Regions from separate parts of the Homo sapiens genome. Here region 2 is linked to region 1. Evidence: read pairs that join two places in POLR2A ChIA-PET (ENCODE). Cell type or tissue: OCI-LY7. All regions are shown on one strand. Each heading gives the region's core, and the rest is flanking DNA. Links, peaks and the distances in the headings are about the cores only.

Region 1 (2,904 bases), core at 193-2,692:
TGGCATCTGTTGAGAGTCTGCCCTGTGACTGGTGCCAGGACCTAGCCTGCGTTTTCACCTTATCCTGTGCTCTCAGCCTCTTCTGCTGGGGAGACTCAGTCCTGAGTCAGACAGGAGGGTCCAAGGTCAGCGAGGCTGTGTGATCTGCCCACTCCCACCCATGGCAGATTCAGACCTCCAGTCAGGGTCTTCCCAGCTGCAGAGCCCCCTGTGTGCACTGGACTGCACTCCTCCTTCTCCTGCCTGGTATGTGTTTATCCAGCATGTGTCAGGCGTGGGCCAGCTTGGGCTGTGATGGTGACTGAGACAGCTGTGGCCCTGTGTGCACGGAGCCAACAGTCTAGTGGGTGAGCAGCATAGAAGCTGTTCACTTTGGTGAGCATGGAGCCGGTAGTCTGGTGGGTGGCAGCATAGAGGCTGCTCACTTTGGTAAGTTGAGGGAAGAAGCGTCTTTGTTCTTTACTGGCTCTCAGGGTCCAGGTGCACAGCCTCCTGGATGGAGGCCCTTTAGGAATGGAGCCCCAGTCTCACGCCAGGCACCCGGATGGAGACCCTTTAGGAGTGGAGCCCCAGTCTCCTGCCACCCACCTGGATGGAGACCCTTTAGGAGTGGAGCCCCAGTCTCATGCCACCCACCTGGATGGAGACCCTTTAGGAGTGGAGCCCCAGTCTCATGCCACCCACCTGGATGGAGACCCTTTAGGAGTGGAGCCCCAGTCTCATGCCACCCACCTGGATGGAGACCCTTTAGGAGTGGAGCCCCAGTCTCATGCCACCCACCTGGATGGAGACCCTTTAGGAGTGGAGCCCCAGTCTCATGCCACCCACCTGAATGGAGACCCTTTAGGAGTGGAGCCCCAGTCTCGCGCCAGGCACAGTGGCTGTGGCCCTTCCCCCCAGGGCAGACCCCATAGCACAAAAGCCCGCATCCTCTTTGGTGTATGAATGTTCCCACAGTGGAAACTAGGGTTTTTCCAGTCCCTTGTGACAAAGGATTATGAGTTTTTTCCCATTGAAGGGGAGCAAGTTTCTGAGGGTGGGAAGGAAGCCGTTGAAAACAAATTGGCAGCACTCCCCCCATCCTCTTGCTGATGGGGAAAGTGGTTAATTAGGTGATTTTTCTCTTCCCCTGACACGTGCAAATGAGGCTTCGTTAATAACTGCACTGTTACAGAAATGATACGACTTTAACACCAACGTCAAGTTGTCAGGCGTGTCTGCAGAGTGGAGGTGGGGGGCACTGGAGGCCCCTGCGCCCCTCCCGACAGGAGTCATGCTGGAGCCGCGCCTCCAGTCGCTGGGGCTTGGCCTTGGGCAACGAGCTGTTCCCCTCCCACCCTCCAACCCCCTTCAGGGCCAGCTTAATTATTTAAAACTGATGATAAAAACAGAATGAGCTGCCAAGATGAAGTGATGATTTGCGGCCAGGACCTGGGGCTTGGGTGGACGCGGCTCCCACTCTCCCTGCTTGCTGTGTGCTGGCCCAGTGCGGCCGTTTCCAAGGACGCCTTCCGGTTTGCAGCCAGGGCCCAGGACACGGACAGCATCTCTGCTCTCAGGTGTCAGGAGGCCTGCAGATGGTGCAGGGCCCGCTCAGGGCTTGTCCTGCCAGGACGAGGCAGACGCGCCGGGTGGGCAGGTGGGTAGGGTAAAGCAGAAGCAAAGCGGCAGTACCACAGAGCAAGGCACCAGCATTGTAATGTCTGGAGTGTGGCACCCCCTCCAGGAAGCAGGTGCTTCACGCTCAGAAGCGCCTGGCTGTGGCATGCTTCTTACTATCTGTCAGAAGGCTCAAGGTCAAAAGGCCGTGCTTTCTGCCATAGAGTTTCAAGAGTAAAGGAGAACGCGGAGATCTAGTCAGCTGGGATTCCTAGCTCTGCTCAGAAACAGGCTGGGCTTTGAGACCTTTTCCTCCTCATTTTCCCTGCTGGTCTGGAACAGAAAGTACTTGCAGCTGACTGCGCTGGCCGTCGTAAAGCAGTGTGCACCTGTCTCTCAAACCTCAATGGTTGCCTGGGATTTGCTTCTCACCTATGTCCTTATCCATCAACAGGTAGTTATTAAATGCCCATGTCCCTGAGACGGTTTTGGGCTTTGTGTGGCTGGGGGCGAAGTGTAAGGAATGACCTCTACCTGTAAGGAGCTCACAGCCAGCCCCTTGGCTTGAGCTGTGAGAAGTTTGAAAATCCATGTGCTAGGTTAGCCCAGATGACACCAAGAGCATTGGTGCTGGTTCTTCTGAGTCATGCCTGGGGCATCGAGGGCTGGGCTGGTGGGAGGTGACTCCTCACAGTCGGCAGCCAGTCCCACTGGGGATAGTTTCATGGCCAGAATGGCCTACCAGGGGCTCCTCCCTGCAGGGTTGAGAGCTCACGCCTGAGGACTGTTCACAGGAAGCCACGGCCCGGGTGCTTCCTGGGTCTCGGGTAGGAGTACCTCTTCTGAACCACGTCTAATGGGTTTTTTGAAGAGAAGAGAAATGAATCTCCCAGTGCTGACTTCTGAGATTCGGCTGTCTCCCAGCCCGATGCGCTCACTTCCGTCCACGCTCCCGCCTGGCCTCTGGGTGGCGGGTTGTTAGTACAGTAAAGATTGCTAGCTGTCTCTTTTGCAAATCTAAAATGAGATTTCATTTTTTTAAATAAAAAGAAAAAAGTGCTTGAACATTTGCAGCTGGGAGATAGCACAGATTAGAAACATTACTTATCTCTGCTGCACAAAAGAAGGCAGCGAGAGAGGAATAAATTGCTGTTGAATGCTAACGAAGCCAAGGCGGCAGGGGCTGCGGGAAACAACTCCTGTTGAGGAACAGAGCGAGCACCTGACCTGCACCCTCCACAGTGGGCCGGGCGCCGGAGTGCACAGGGCAGGCGGGGCTGTGGGTCCAGGTGAGACAGGCTGTGG
Region 2 (2,904 bases), core at 156-2,655, 330 kb after region 1:
TGACAGCTTCGACAAAGAAAGAAGAAAAAAACACATCCCCAAATTCGGGCTTACCTCCCGGCCTGCTCGCCAACACGGGTGGCCGGATGGAAGGTCTCGGCTGCGAGTTGTCCAGGGTCTTGGCGTGTTGAAGAAAGAATGGAACAAAATGCACGCACAAAGCAACAAGAGAATGAAGCAAAGAAAGACAAGAGAAAGGACAGGGGAGGAGAAAAGGCACAATTCACGGAGCAAGAGACGCCCCAGCATGTGGCTCAAGAGTCTCCTGATTGCAAGGCTCCCAGGGCTTTTATAAGGCCAAGAAAACTTGGCACCACCCCCTCGGTGCCCTTTAGAGGTCTCCGATTGGTTACCCACCTATGAAGGATTGGCCTTTGACCAATCAGAGGCTGAAGTGGAGGCTCGGCCCGCAGTCAATCAGGGGCTGAAGTAGAGGGGTCTGTCTTGTTATCACAGGTTAAAGGCGGCCTGTGTGCTGCCTCACCTTGCCTAGAACTGGCTGCACCTGCTGGTCTTTTGCTTCTCCCTTAACCCCTGGTTACCTTCATTCTCTATTCTCCTGCCTCAATATCATGGATATCTATCCAGAAAACTGAAAAATTGTGCTCACACAAAAACCGATGCCTGCAAGTTCATAGTTTTGTTCATATTTACTGAAGACGGAACTCAGCCTTCAACTGGTGCATAAGGAAACCGTGATGCCTTCATACCGAGGAATACCACTCAGCAATTAAAATGACACACATACCTACTGGGATCAATCAGACGCCAGCTGAAGGAACCTCTGAAGGTTCCCGCTGGAGGAGTCCTGGGTCTGGGTGATGCCGCAGGGTGGCTGGACCGGGCAGCCAACAGCACTGGGAGGGGCACAGGGCGGGCTAAGGGGTTCAAGGAAGGCTGGTTGCAGAGGCTCGGCACCTGAGAGCTATTTTTGAGGAGCTGCACCTTGATTTTGGCAGTGGTTGCGTGACTCTGTACATTTGTCCGATTCTTAGAATTGCACACCAGAAAAGCTGACTTTTACCTATGTAAATTCAAACAAACTTTTAAAAGAAAGATGTATTTCAAAATAATTTTTATTTTTGGGGAAGGAGTCTTGCTCTGTTGCCCAGGCTGGAGTGCAGTGGCACGATCTTGGCTCACTGCAACCTCTGCCTCCCAGGTTCAAGTGATTCTTCTGCCTCAGCCTCCCAAGTAGCTGGGATTACAGGTGCCCACCACCACACCACACCCGACTAATTTTTGTATTTTTACTAGAGACGGGGTTTCACCATGTTGGCCGGGCTAGTCTTGAACTCCTAACCTCAAGTAATCCACCCACCTCAGCCTCCCAAAGTGCTGGGATTACAGGCATGAGCCACTGCGCCCAGCTAAAGACTTTTTTTTCTGCCTATTAGCAACAGCCATCAGAATAACATGGGGGAAATAGCCCATTCAAAATAATAATAACATGAAATTAAAAATGCTTTAGGTCTCGGAAAAAATGCCACGACCTTAGAGTGAATATCAGTGGGCACTGGGGTGTTGCTCCTGTAGCCCTGGGGTGTTGTTCTTGATGGAAGTGACAGAGCCCACTGGAAGCTGCATGAGCAGACGGGGGTGGGTGGTGTCACCGGCTCCCCAGGCCAGCTGGTTGCAGGACCTCAAACGAGGCACGTGTGGGCGCTGTGGTGTCTTTGCTCTAAACAACTGCTGCTCTCCCTGGTGAATTTTAACTCTGTGTGTGTGTGTGTGTGTGTGTGTGTGTGTGTTTGTGTGTGTTGTACATGCACAGGCACATACACACACAGAGTTAAATGGCTGGGTGGTGGTTACGTGACATGGGTGGCGTGTGTGCGTGGGTGTCATGGGTTGAGTGTTCAAGTCCTAACCGCCAGTGCGTGTGAACGGGAACTTGTTTGGAAACAGGGTCTTTCCAGATGATCAAGGTGAGACGAAATCATTAGGGTGGCCCCTAATCTAATATGACCAGTGACCCCATTACAAGGGGGACATTTGGACACAGAGACAGAGATGCACATGCAAAGATGAAGGCAGAGATCGGGTGAATCTTCTAGAAGCCAAGGGATCACCCAAGGCTGCCCTCCAACGATCGTAAGCTAAATGAGAGAGCCAGGGACGGACTCTCCCTGACAGCCTTGGGAAGGAACCAGCCCTGCCCATGCCTTGCTTTTGGGGGTCCGGCCTCCTGAGCTGTGGGACAATATGTCTCTGTTGTTGGAGCTTCCTAGTGTGTGGCACTTTGTAAAGGCAGCTCTAGCAAAGTGAGGCAGTGTGTACGCTGTTACTTAGTGGGTTTGCACTACTTAGCCTTTAATAAACACCATAGAAGACGTGAAGTTAATTCAGAGAATTCCCAGTTACATGCCAGGCCCCAGCACACACACACACACACACACACACACACACACACACACAGTGACACATGCTTATTCTGTGTGTAAGTTCACAAAGGTTTGGAATGATTTGGGCTCACAGTTTGTTTTGGGTTTTCACCTTGTGGTCTTATATTTTCCTAGGTTTGAGTAATAGGTTCAAAGTAAACAATTAGCCAGGCACAGTGGCTCACGTCTGTAATCCCAGCACCTTGGGAGGTTGAGGCCGGAGGATTGCTTGAGTCCAAGAGTTTAAGACCAGCCTGGGTTGGCCGGGCACAGTGGCTCACGCCTGTAATCCCAGCACTTTGGGAGTCTGAGGCAAGCGGATCACGAGGTCAGGAGATCGAGACCATCCTGGCTAACACAGTAAAACCCCGTTTCTACTAAAAATACAAAATATTAGCCGGGCATGGTGGCAGGTGCCTGCAGTCCCAGCTACTTGGGAGGCTGAGGCAGGAGAATGGCGTGAACCCAGGAGGCGGAGCTTGCAGTGAGCCGAGATTGTGCCACTCCAGCCTGGGTAAGA

Evidence for each region. ChIA-PET counts read pairs that join two places held together with the same protein. Peaks named below come from ENCODE experiments on the same cell type or tissue, not always from the same donor. Only the 100,000 strongest peaks of a DNase experiment are listed, where the experiment ranks them.
Region 2: POLR2A ChIA-PET joins it to region 1 with 5 read pairs; 1 of 35 experiments calls an interaction of 5 or more read pairs at or near these places.

What each region holds. Positions count from the first base shown.
Region 1 is chr7:2,099,231-2,102,134 of GRCh38, reverse strand. The region is part of intron 11 of MAD1L1 (mitotic arrest deficient 1 like 1); the gene reads left to right. Among named protein-coding and RNA genes, the nearest start is that of SNORA114, 12 kb to the right of the region's middle. RefSeq lists an enhancer at 1,627-1,676. In OCI-LY7, for the core only: CTCF peaks have their summits at 1,550 (motif pointing right), 1,750 (motif pointing left) and 2,583 (motif pointing right); DNase peaks (open chromatin) are centred at 1,724 and 2,414; H3K4me3 peaks cover 1,056 bases; H3K27ac peaks cover 1,840 bases.
Region 2 is chr7:1,766,489-1,769,392 of GRCh38, reverse strand. No RefSeq gene overlaps it. Among named protein-coding and RNA genes, the nearest start is that of ELFN1-AS1, 26 kb to the right of the region's middle. RefSeq lists a silencer at 1,586-1,880. In OCI-LY7, for the core only: a CTCF peak has its summit at 1,652; DNase peaks (open chromatin) are centred at 342 and 1,662.